3 separate regions of the Homo sapiens genome follow, and regions 1 and 3 are each linked to region 2. The links are chromatin contacts, found by Hi-C or POLR2A ChIA-PET in ENCODE. All regions are on one chromosome and are shown on one strand. The core of a region is the stretch at or near the end of the contact, and the rest is flanking DNA. Distances in the headings are between cores, read along the strand shown.

Region 1 (3,886 bases), core at 1,351-3,850, 79 kb before region 2:
CAAACTTAATCATGGCAGCTAGAAAAAGAGATCAGGAAACAGATTTTCCTGGAATGTCCCAATTGGACGTTTCTCCTCTTTCTCAGGTGAGGGAGGCAGGTTGAGCTGCTTTTTTATAGTCTTATTTTGATTAGGTAGAAGTATTTGCAATAGGGTTTTCAGATTTAGAAAATAAAAATACAGGATGCTTGGTTAAGTATGAATTTCAGATAAACAACATATACATGTTTAGTATAACTATGTCCCATGTAGTGATAACAGTACACTTATTGTAAACAGTGTTCATTGTGTACTTAAAAAAAAAAAAAAAGAGATGGTGTCTCACTTTGCAGCCCAGCCTGGAGTGCAGTCGCGCAATCATGGCTCACTGCCCTCTTGACATCCTGGGCTCAAGGGATCCTCCCACCTCAACCTCCAAGTAGCTGGGACTACAGGCATGCACCACCATGCCCAGCTAATTTTTAAAGTTTTTGCAAAACCAGGGTCTCACCACCTTGCCCAGGCTGGTCTCGAACTCTTAGGATCAGGCGATCCTCACTGTGTATTTGAAATTCTAATTTAACTGGGTGTCCTGTATTTTATCTGGCCGTTCTGCCTTGTAATAAAACCCTACTTTCCCAGCTCTCTTCTTTGTCTTCCCCTATTTCTGAGGCAACCCCAGGCAGGGCTCCTGGCTGAGATGGGACGGGAGAAATGGGCCATGCCTGGGTAAACTTAGACATTTTTCCACGAGCCGGGTTTCTGCCCCACGTTCTCAGGACTTCAGAGGGAAGGCTGTAAGTGGCAGCGGTTTCTGACCTGGCTGTACATTTGAATCATTTGGGGAGCTTTAAATTCTACTCCTGCCAGGTCCCCCCACCCTTAGAGATTCCGATTCAGCTCATCTGTGTGGGAAGGACCTGGGCAGGTGCATTTAAAAATTCCTCAGGTGATTCTACTATACACCCACGGTGAGAAACAGTACACAGTCGACACGCTCCTCAGTTTACAATGGGGTTATGTCTCAATAAACACATCGCAAGTTGGAAATATCATTAAGTCAAGAATGCATTTAATATATCTAACTTTCTGAACATCACAGCCTAGGCTAGCCTACCTTAAATGTATTCAGAACACTTGCATTAGCCTATAGCAGGGCAAAATCATCTAACACAAAGCCTATTTTATAATAAAGTGTTGAATATTTTGTGTAATTGATTGAATACTGTACTTAGTGAAAAACAGAACGGCTGTATCGGTACCTGAAGTAGGGTTTCTACCGAGCGTGTTCTGCTTTTGAACCATGGTGAAGTTGAAAAATCAAGTGGAACCGTCGTAAGTCAGGGACCATCTGCACAGCACAGTGTTTCTCAAGCTGTACTGTGCCCATCACCACCTGAGACACTGTTCAGCTGTAGACTCTGACTCACTAGGGTCTGGGACCCAGAACCTGCATTTCCAACGGGCCCCCAGGTGACACTGATGCACTGCGTAGACCACACCTTAACCACCCAGATTTTAGAGGGTGAAAAACTTATTATTGTAGACCCTGTGTATCTCTAATTCTCCAGATATATCGCTTAATAAGTTATCTGTCTTCTAGCTCCATCTGTATTTCAATTTTTCTAAATAAAAAGAAGAGGTCATTTCCCCTCGGTTCATAGAACGAACCGCAAGCTGGCTAACTGAAAGATATCTGAGCCACACTCTCGACAGAGGCTTCTTCCTGCTTTTACCTCCCTGGTTAGGTGGTTTTTCTAATTACTTGGATGGTTCATATGTTCACCTCTCGAGGAAGAATTCACCAGAAGTGAACAAGGCTCTCACACTTTAATCACGTGTAAACACTGCACCCTAGGTTTATTTCCTAAATGGTCTTCCTGACACTACAAAATGGCTTAAGTGGGAAAGCACATTCGTTTGCTCCTTCAGCACCACTACCACAGTAATAAAGACAAGAACGAAAGAAAGAAATAAAAATTCATCTCCCAACCCATCTGTAGAACCTTACCGGCGACTTCTTGATGTCAGAGACAGCATAATTCCCTTGTGATATCCATCTGGCAGATTCAGTTAAAGACAAGCCGGTTCCATAAAGGTTGATGCTAAAACGACCCTGGAAAACACGACCAACAAAAGAGATTTTCAGTCCATGTGATGTCCTCAAAAAAGCAAAGGCAAAGGTGATACAATAAAAGGTACTTTGGAAAAGAGAAGGATGTTGATTAATTGTGATAGCTACTAATTATTGATAGTATTTAGTTTTGTTTGTTCAGGGCCAGCCATTCTTCATGCATCATGTTAGTCATCCTCGAAAGAGCTCTACGAAGGAGGTTTTCTTTACAGATAGGGAAACTGAGGCTTAGCGGAAGTGATTAACTTCTCCAGGATACGGTAGGAGTCCAACTCACATCCTCCTGACTTCAAAGTCCTTGCTCCATTCGGCCTCCCTAACACAGCAGTCCTGATGTTGCTCACAATTATCAGATTCCTTCAGGAACAAAATGTCACAGTGTAATTTTTCTAACAAGATCTTGGTGCCAAGCTTCCTGGGCTTCCAGCTCCCTGGGGCGATTAGCACACCGCGTACTAAGCACAGCAGGGCGGGACTTCAAAGAAGAGGCGCTTTCCCCAGGACGGTCAGCAGAGGGCAGGGTTGGCCTGCTCAAGACCACCTGGGCCTGGAGGATGCGGCTTTCAGGCTCCGGTAAGGGAGATCTCCCAAACCCCTCCCCTCCGAGGGTGCCTTTCAGAACATGGCCTCTGGTGCCTCAATATTGATTTCTAAAGAGACGGTGCAGCAGAAAGACCCTCTCGCTGCTTTCTCCAATTGTCTCTCTCACTCTCTCTTTCAAAAATGACTCGCAAAGGCATCTGAAATACTTTCTTCTTGAGGCTTCCTACTCCACAATGAGCAGTTTCAGAGCTAAAAATATTCCACATGAACACTCCTGATTGCTTTCTCTCTGAAACTGACAAACCAGCACTTTGTCAAAACAGTCTTTTATAAACAAGAAGAGAGGCAAGGAGGAGCTCACAGCTGATCAGACCCGCGTGTAAGAAAAATTCTTTCACCTGTGATTGGATCCTGGCCAGATCTTTTCTCACCTCTTGGAACCTCAGTTTATTCATCTGTAAAATGGAAAGCACTAAAACTCTCTTCCCTCTGAGCACCGTACAGAGGACTAAAAGAAATCAGCTATGGCTGGCGCTTAGTAGATATGCAAAAAGATGGTATCTGTCTTACATTTTCTAATTGTTTTGTAAGTGTTCGTGTGATCTCTTCAATGTAACAGTAAGCTTATTGAGAGCAGGGCCTTACTATTGCTTTGTTTATTGAATCAGCTATGGTTTGTAACATACGACTAGCCACTTAAATATTATATCCCAGCTCCTCAATTAAGATTTCCAGGACTAAGTGTAGCTTAGAGGTCTCTCAATGCCAGTTCCATAAATATTGACTAACAAAAGTTTATAAACACTTCTGGAGTGCTAGATTCCACAAGATAGAGGTGACCAGAGGACTTAGTTTGGACTAAATCAGTGGTTCTCAACAGGGCACGATTTTGACCCCAGGGGAAATCTGGCAATGTCTGGAAACATTTTTGTTTGTCACAACTGTGGGGGGGCAGGGAATGGTGCTGCTGTTGGCATCTGGCGGGTAGAGACCAAGGATGCTGCTGCGATGCACAGGACAGCCCACAATAGAGAATTCTCCAGCCCGAAAAGTGCTGAGGCTGATTGAAAACCTGGTACAAAGGGTAGATTTACCCTAGAATCTTGCTCCCTTCTTTACTTTCAGCATGACCTCAGGCAAGGAGATCATCTGTAAAATGGATTAGTAAGACTTAACCTGTGAATAGGAGGTGATTAGACAGAAGGCACAATGCACGTCACGCATTACCTG
Region 2 (3,590 bases), core at 11-2,510:
TATGTGAGTTTCATTTCCATTAAAACAAACAATTGGCAGAGTACAGTCACAATATTAATTTAAAAAATATTAGAAGCAAATCATAAACATGTTAGCAACAACTAATTTCTTCAGTGTAGAGGTAGGACTGGGTTTGGTTTTCTTCTTTTTGCTGAATTACATTTTGCAAAATTTCTCTTATGAATATTTACGACCCTTAAATAACACCTCCAAAAAACTGTTCCCCTGAACTGCATGTTCAGTTCAAGGAAAAAAAAAGATCTCTAATTATAAGATGTGCTAGGAATGGCCTGGTGTAGAGACAGATGACAAACAGGCCTGTCAATTCTAACAGATGTTATATTCAGATCTTGACAGTGACCCTAAGCTGTGTTCTCCTCCTCTTATTATTCCCTAAAAGTTATGCAGATACAGACAAAAAGAAGATGAGATTAGAAGTATAAGTGAACTCTCCCTATTAATTCAGACATGATTGGCAATTTGGACTGTGGATGCTATGAAATGGGGAAGATTCAGAAAAGTGCCCATATCAGTGATAGAAATTGTAAGGGTGCCATAATAAAACTGCTTCCACTTGTTGCATGCATATTTGGAAATGAAGATAGAGGCTAAAAGACTGAGTGGCTGTGGCTGGTCAGGGTGAAGGGAGGGTCATTCTTCAAGAGATTACGCAAGTGACAGCAGACAGCTGTTCTACTTCTAATGGGAACTCAGAGTGCTACTTAAATAGTACCCTGAACGCTTCTGCTTCTATATTAGGAAGGACTTAATTCCGAGAGTAGTGGCTTCTCAGATGCAAGCCCAAGGGAGACTTTCACTCTCTCCTTTAAGAATAGCTCAAGTTAAGACTGTGGAACCTACAGACTAGAGGACTTGGAAAAGATTATTTCCAAGCATGAGGGTTTTGCAACCTTTGATCTAATTAATTATGTTTGAAGAGTCTGGCTTATTTATGAGAGGTGAGCTTTGTAATTGTGACATTGGGAGCCAAAATATCTTTTCCAAATCTCATTCCAGACCTTCCTGCCAGAGACTCTGGTGCTGGATCACCTTCTGTAACAGACCCACAGAGGCACGCTAGAAGATAACATCAGCCAGACATGAAATCTGTTGTGAATTTGTTCAAACACTCGTCTGCTCAAGCTAAAGGGCAAAGATAGGCACGTGGGTCTGTAAAAGGGTAATCAGCTCCAGGAGGGCAGGCAGCAATCCTTGGAAGGGGGGCAAAATGGTTGCAGAGTTACATGTGCTTGATCCAGTGCCATGGAGGTGTCCTGCATGCCACCCGGCACAGCGGTTAAATCTCCACCACTGGAATGCTCCTTTGCAAGTCCTCTCCAGATAAGAAGGAAAGAATGTAGCAGTTAAGAATCTTATCGTTCAAAATACCTGTCCCCAGGGACCCGCCTGCCAGGATGCACATTCCGGCTGCTGACAAGTCTGCATAGATGTTGGCTTGGTCTCAGGGTCACACATTCTATCATTTAATCGATCTTCACCAAACTGACACCAGACCTGGCGGTGCTTATGCCCTTTTCCACAGGTGACCAAGCACTGTAATGAAAAGCGGAGCTAGTCAGGGTCATTTCTGATCAATGTGTTGTGGTTTCTGGGGTTATTTATTGATGAGTAGGAACAGGTGTGTCCTTTTCCCACAGCAATCACTCTCCCATAGCAATTTGTAAATATACTAAGCCTCATTTTTTTCCTTTTGTTCGTTCATTTATTCATTCATTCTATATTTATAGTCTCTGGGCCAGTTTTGAGCACAAAATAAACTAAACACAGCTCCATGCTATAAAATTTGAAAAACAACATTCATAATTTTATAGCATAGGAGTTAAGCATGGGGAATTATAAATCACATCAACCTAAGTTTTAACACTTATATAACCAGTCACAAGATCTCTCTGAACCTCAATTTTCTCATCTGTAAAATGAGAATTAGTGTCTACTGCAAAGGGTTGTGAAAACTAAATGAAACAAATACAAGTAAAGCTCTTGGCACAATGTTCATTTAATAAATGCCAAATGTAATCATCATTTTATCCATACTTACTGTAGAAAATTTGAAAACTGTAGAAAAACATAAATGAAAAAATTATAATGACCCAAAATCTCGCTACCCAAGGATAACCATTATCAATATTTTATTATTTTCTTTCCAGTCTTTTTAAGCAACTTTGGATTATAGTGAATTTACAGTTTGATCTCCCAACCCCCATTTTATCGCATATTATTGCAAAGGTTTGTTACTTAGTTTGAAATTATACTTTAGTATTAGCTATCTAAGTAAAATTTAAACCTACTACTTATCTTTTTTTAACCAAATACTAGAGATTTTTAAGCAAAGGCAATTTGTTAACCTAGAACTAAAGCACTAGGTTTGCAGTTCATTTGTCCAGGAATCAGACACTGTTAATCAAATACACTGTTAATTGACTGCCATTTCAGGGGCATTAAGAGTATCCTTTTCAGATTTATTTGATGGTGAAAATAAGCAGTTAATACTGCACTTATAAGGATGGGATAAGAGCATGGATGTAGGAGCTGTAGCAGGGAGACTTTTTCTTTCCCCATATTCCTGATTTGGCCCATTAAAAAGGAAACTTCTGTTTCGTATTTCTTATTTCCCTTCTTCCCCTTAAGGAACGTGGAGTGAGTCCCTGCTTGGTAAGAATCTCCTTGGGCTGTGTTAACACTGGGCTGTGTTAATAGTGAGTGCTAATACTATATCATAAAAGCAAGAAAGAGGCTGCATCTTCTTTCTCTTGTTGTCCTGGGACCATCTGTGCTAAGCAATGGAGGGTTTGCCTTGTGCTTCATAAAGTAAAGGATGAGAAAGGCATAAATCTGGAATACTCAGTCTGGTCCATTTCTTTTCTTTTTTTTTTTTTCCGAGTTTTATTTTTTTTTCTTGCAGTTGGATGGGTAAGTCAGAGAGGTCACTCCCTGGGGTCTAATTCTCTTATTTCAAAGACAAGGAAGTAGGAAACTTCATGTTGACTTCAGATGTGAGCTAGTATAGCTTTATGATTAATAAATCCATGATTTCCTTTCAGTGACTTAGCTAGGGCTCAAAGAGGAGGGAAGGTGATGGACTGCAACTTCAAAATCACAACAGAAGCTACAACAGTGAGTGATCTAGCCAAGCCCAAAGTGCCCTGAGGTCACTGGTAGACTAGTTACATCCAGTACGACAGTCATGGTGCAGGCAGAGAACTGGAGTTGTTTTCTCAAGGGAGACAAGGGAGAAAGGGAGAGGTGGGAGAAAGGTGCACAAGGGTTTGTCTTAAACAGATAGAGAGCACCAGAACTAGAATGTAAGAGATGACCTAGGGGAAATAACAGCCCTCCCATCTTACCTCTGACCAGTCTCCAGATTTCCACTGTGGACAAGGGAACTCACTGCACCTCTGAATGGTAACTTTCTCTTGATGTGTGCATTTGCTGTCATCCAGTACATCATTTCGGGTATTGACACAAATAGCCCTTCTCCTCTGGGTCCCACCGTCACAGCTTTTTGAACACTGTAGGGACAAAATAAATAAATAAAACTGTTGCTAAGTTTCTTATAAAGTATGCTGAAG
Region 3 (3,764 bases), core at 907-3,406, 72 kb after region 2:
AATAATTGTGCTCCACCCCAAATCTGATCTATTGAATCAAAATCTCTAGGGGTAGGGCCCAAGAATTGAAATGTTAATGAGCTCCCAGGGTATTCTTACGCATGATAAAGTATGAGCAGCACTAGGCTAAGACGTTGGCTCCCCAAAACAGCTAGCTTCAAAATTGCCTGGGAAGGTTTTTTGTTTTTGTTTTTAAATTAGATTTAGGGCATTACCCCCTACTCACAGATTCAGAATTTCTAGGGATGGATCTAGAATGTTTTTGTTTTTTGTTTTAAAAGCTCTCCACATGATTCATGAGCCCCTGGTTTAAGAAAAGGGCAGCTCAGGTGTGGTCAGACTAAGAGACAGAGTAGCTAGTTGCCAGAGAAGCAGTGATTTAATAAATTTATTCTCTGCCTGTGTTCAATACACAACTCTGGTGTTCTCTGAGCACAAATCAGAGAGCATATCACAACATGTGAAGCCTATCAGAGACATGAGTCCTGGGAAAGAGCCAGGGAGCTCAGCTGGTGACGATTTGCCACCTTTGATTGGTAAATGGGGAAACCAAGACACAGAAGGAGGAAGTGATTGGGCCCAAATTCCCCTTCAATGGTACAGAAGCAGCTGCACAGCATTGAGTCTAACCTGACTTTAGTCTCGTGCCTTTTTATAAAAGAACCCTGAGGTTCTCTTCAGGAGAACAGGATCAGTCTCTGGTCTATGGTTAAGCACATGGATCAGAAAGACCCGGTTGAAATCCCAGCGCTGCCACTTACGAGCTGTGAGATCTTGAGCAAGTCTCCAGCTCTCAAAGTCTCAGATTTTTTTTTGTCAGTAAAATGTGTTGTTCTGAGGATTGGGTTCTTGGAGGATTTGGATGAGATAATACATATGTAAACTACTTACAGTAGTGCCAGGCAGACATTAATAGTAAGAGCTCAATAAATCATATCAATGTGATGCCAAAATTAATTGTACTGTTGATTCACAAAGGTGGGCCTAAGAGTTATCTTTTCTTGGTTAAGGTGACTATTTATTCAAACATATATGCTAAGTATATACAACATACAAAGCTCCAATATAGGAGAAAAATGAGTTGATGCTGACCCTGTTGCCAAGGAGAAAAGGATAGAACATGTGTACCAAGAACCTTGATACAAGGGAGAACGTACTAAGCATCATAAGAGAGACTCTCAGAAGTGTCTATGAAGGGGGAGGGGGAGAGATGACATCAACATGGGGAACTATGAAAAGGTCTTCTGGGAAAGAAGAGATATAAATTATATACACCTCCAAAGAAGGGTAGGATTTGAGCATGTGAAGATGAGTGAGAAGACCAAGTAAATTCCAAGGCACAAAGGCAATGAAGACTAGGATTGAGGGTGGGGTGCAGAGAAAGCAGTGTAAAACCCATGGCCTGAAATGCAGGATTTGTGGAGGAAAGATTGGGAGCTGAGACTGGACATGTGGATGTGAGTGAGTGCACTGTAAATAGTCTTAAATGCCAAATGGAGTTAGCGATCGAGGAGAAAGACTGGAGAAGAAGCCCAGTGTAATATTTCTTAGACATCAGTCCTAAGGAGAGAGGGGGAGAAAAGTGAAGCGGGATAGATTTAGGGTAGAGATGTTCAGGAGAGGCGGGCGACCCATCTCAGATGAAATTCAGAAAAACTGACAACTGACTAGGGGTGGCAGGATGGCACAGCCCACTCCAAAATCTGGTAGACTCTGGTAGACTCTTCAAGATTTCCTGGAAGACTCCTAGGCGGAGAACTAGCAACATCTTGATGCCACTGCTGCAGAAGTGGTAAGGGGAAGTCTTGGGAGGAGATAACTTCCAGAAGGAAGACAAAGGGGCAGGGGTTTTGGAGCTAGATTAATGGCTGAAGATACGAAGAACCAGAACGCATATCTTTAAGATGTATGAGGGCCCTTTTCCCCAAAAGAGGCAGACTGCGAATTAAACGCAATATAAATGAGGTTATCACAGTCCAGGTAGTCGTTTCTGAAGCCCTAGTCCTCAGTTCCCAAAGAAACCACGTGCGCACTACCACCTAAAACTGCCAATGAAAATGAAGGTCCTGCGCAGTAAAATATTTATACAACTGCTGGGGCCACTAGGCTTCAGCGGGTGTGGAGGCGGGGAGAGAGGAGGAGTAAAGGCTGTTTACAAACTTGACGTACACACGCAGTCCTATCCCTACGGTCCTGGAATTGGGGGTTACTATCTTGGAATCTAGGGGCACTCCAGGCTCTGGGCTCAGACGGCTGGCTTCTGCCTACCCGAGCCTTAACCTTTCAAGGACCAGAAGGATTCCAGAGCTCTTGCCCTAGGTCCTGGGGCAGCGATGACTCACTGCAGCACCCCCTCCCACTTCGCCAAGCTGCCGTCTCCGCCCACCCCCAAACAATCTCGACAGCGCATTTCGGGAGCCACGGCTCCGGGCGCTTTGCTGGGGGCTAAAGGGGTTTATCCCTTTCCTTGAATCCCAGCAGGCTAGAACTACCCCCTCCCAGTCTTCAGGCTTGCCACGCTCTCCACCCGATCCTTCCATTGAAAGGCAGAGAAGGAAGGATGTGCTTGGGAACTTTAAGACCCACGAACGACAGCGCACTGATGGAGCAGCCCAGTGTCTGGGGGTGAGTATCCAAGGCCCCGCTTAGAAAAGGGAGGGAGGGGCTGTGGGTGCTTCGGGAAGAATAAAGGCATCACCGGGCACAGTGCCTACGACCCCATTGCGCTTACAGCGCCGTGCGCTGGGAGAGACTGACCCGGGAAAGTTTCTGCGTCACACGCGCGTGGCAGAAACGCACGTCGCTTGGGAAAGTCAAGGACCACCCTTGCTCGGGCCAGAACCGTACCGCAGCGACTCCTCAAATGTCGTGGAGAAGTGGGGGGCAGATGCCTTGTAAGATCCACTGGAGGGCACATGCGGGGGTCGACAGAGAGTCGGGGAACCAACGTGGATTCCCTGCTAAATGCTATTTGGCAGCGCAAGAAGGCGGCCTCCCCGCCCTGCCTCAGTCCCTAGGGAAACGTGCGCCGCAGGCTCCCTCTCTCCACTCCCTGGAACCCGTGAGTAGTAGAAACCCCAGAGGAACCGAAATCACGTCCGGACAGCCTCTCCAGGCTGTCTCCCACTATCCCGTTTCTCCCGGCCACCCCGCCAGTAGGGTGCAGAGTTGGACTGCGCTGCACCCCCACTCTCGGTTCCACCCCAATTCAAAGCGTCCGGGGTAGGCTCCGCCTTCTCCCCCGCCCCCAGAGCCCTCGGCCCACCCTTCCGTTCCTGGGACGGGACCTGCTCCCTGTCAATCCAGTTCAGCCTCAGGGTTCCTGGCGCGTGAATAAAGGCCCTGAGAGAAAGCGGGGACTCTAGATTACGCACCGCCCTCCACAACACACACTGAAGGAACTCCCAGTGCCTTGGGCAGGGGATCCTCAGCCCCACATCCCCGATGCAAGGCGCACCAATAAGGAGTCTGGTCCGCCCTGCGCTCAGCGGCTCCGCTCCCGGGTGGCCAAGTTTGCTGCAGGGAACCGCAACTCCAGTAACTTTCTCCGAGTTTGGAAACTGACTTCCAGGCCGCCTCGCAGCGTTGGGCAACGCGCCGCTGAACCGAGTCCAAACTCCAGAAAGCTCTGAAACATCCAGAAGCCCCTGGGGGCGGGTGTGTGCGCTCCACGCCAGTGTACTCGCACGCACAGAGCTAGCTACCCAAACCATACGAGTTTCTAGCTGATATTTAACGCCGGAGAGGAGCGGAGCCTCGCCACA

Evidence for each region. A loop is a pair of places that touch in the nucleus more often than their neighbours do. ChIA-PET counts read pairs that join two places held with the same protein, here RNA polymerase II (POLR2A). Pooled maps may share reads with other maps.
Region 1: a map of gastrocnemius medialis shows a loop between it and region 2 (2.3-fold over the local background). The contact joins two enhancer-like sites. A Hi-C loop is called at or near these places in 9 of 168 maps with a recorded cell type or tissue (Caco-2, Right ventricle myocardium inferior, endothelial cell of umbilical vein and 5 more) and 11 of 50 pooled maps. POLR2A ChIA-PET finds 5 or more read pairs at or near these places in 1 of 52 experiments (A673).
Region 3: a map of sigmoid colon shows a loop between it and region 2 (14-fold over the local background). The contact joins the promoter of ADAMTS9-AS2 here to the enhancer-like site in region 2. A Hi-C loop is called at or near these places in 17 of 168 maps with a recorded cell type or tissue (Caco-2, Right ventricle myocardium inferior, cardiac septum and 11 more) and 16 of 50 pooled maps. POLR2A ChIA-PET finds 5 or more read pairs at or near these places in 1 of 52 experiments (SK-N-SH).

What each region holds. Positions count from the first base shown.
Region 1 is chr3:64,531,176-64,535,061 of GRCh38, forward strand. ADAMTS9 (ADAM metallopeptidase with thrombospondin type 1 motif 9) reads right to left here. Exons shown (of 40, transcript NM_182920.2): 38 at 1,991-2,095. Among named protein-coding and RNA genes, the nearest start is that of ADAMTS9-AS1, 28 kb to the right of the region's middle. Within about 2 kb of position 2,601, at least 6 of the 41 ENCODE cell types and tissues checked have a DNase peak (open chromatin) inside an H3K27ac peak, as active enhancers do; they include gastrocnemius medialis, where a contact is called at or near this core.
Region 2 is chr3:64,611,956-64,615,545 of GRCh38, forward strand. ADAMTS9 (ADAM metallopeptidase with thrombospondin type 1 motif 9) reads right to left here. Exons shown (of 40, transcript NM_182920.2): 21 at 3,366-3,530; 22 at 1,390-1,554. Among named protein-coding and RNA genes, the nearest start is that of ADAMTS9-AS1, 52 kb to the left of the region's middle. Within about 2 kb of position 1,261, at least 12 of the 41 ENCODE cell types and tissues checked have a DNase peak (open chromatin) inside an H3K27ac peak, as active enhancers do; they include gastrocnemius medialis, heart right ventricle, psoas muscle and 1 more, where a contact is called at or near this core.
Region 3 is chr3:64,682,714-64,686,477 of GRCh38, forward strand. It overlaps ADAMTS9-AS2 (ADAMTS9 antisense RNA 2), which reads left to right and starts at 2,157. Exons shown (of 6, transcript NR_038264.1): 1 at 2,157-2,625. All of the region lies in intron 2 of ADAMTS9 (ADAM metallopeptidase with thrombospondin type 1 motif 9), which reads right to left. RefSeq lists an enhancer at 2,354-2,855.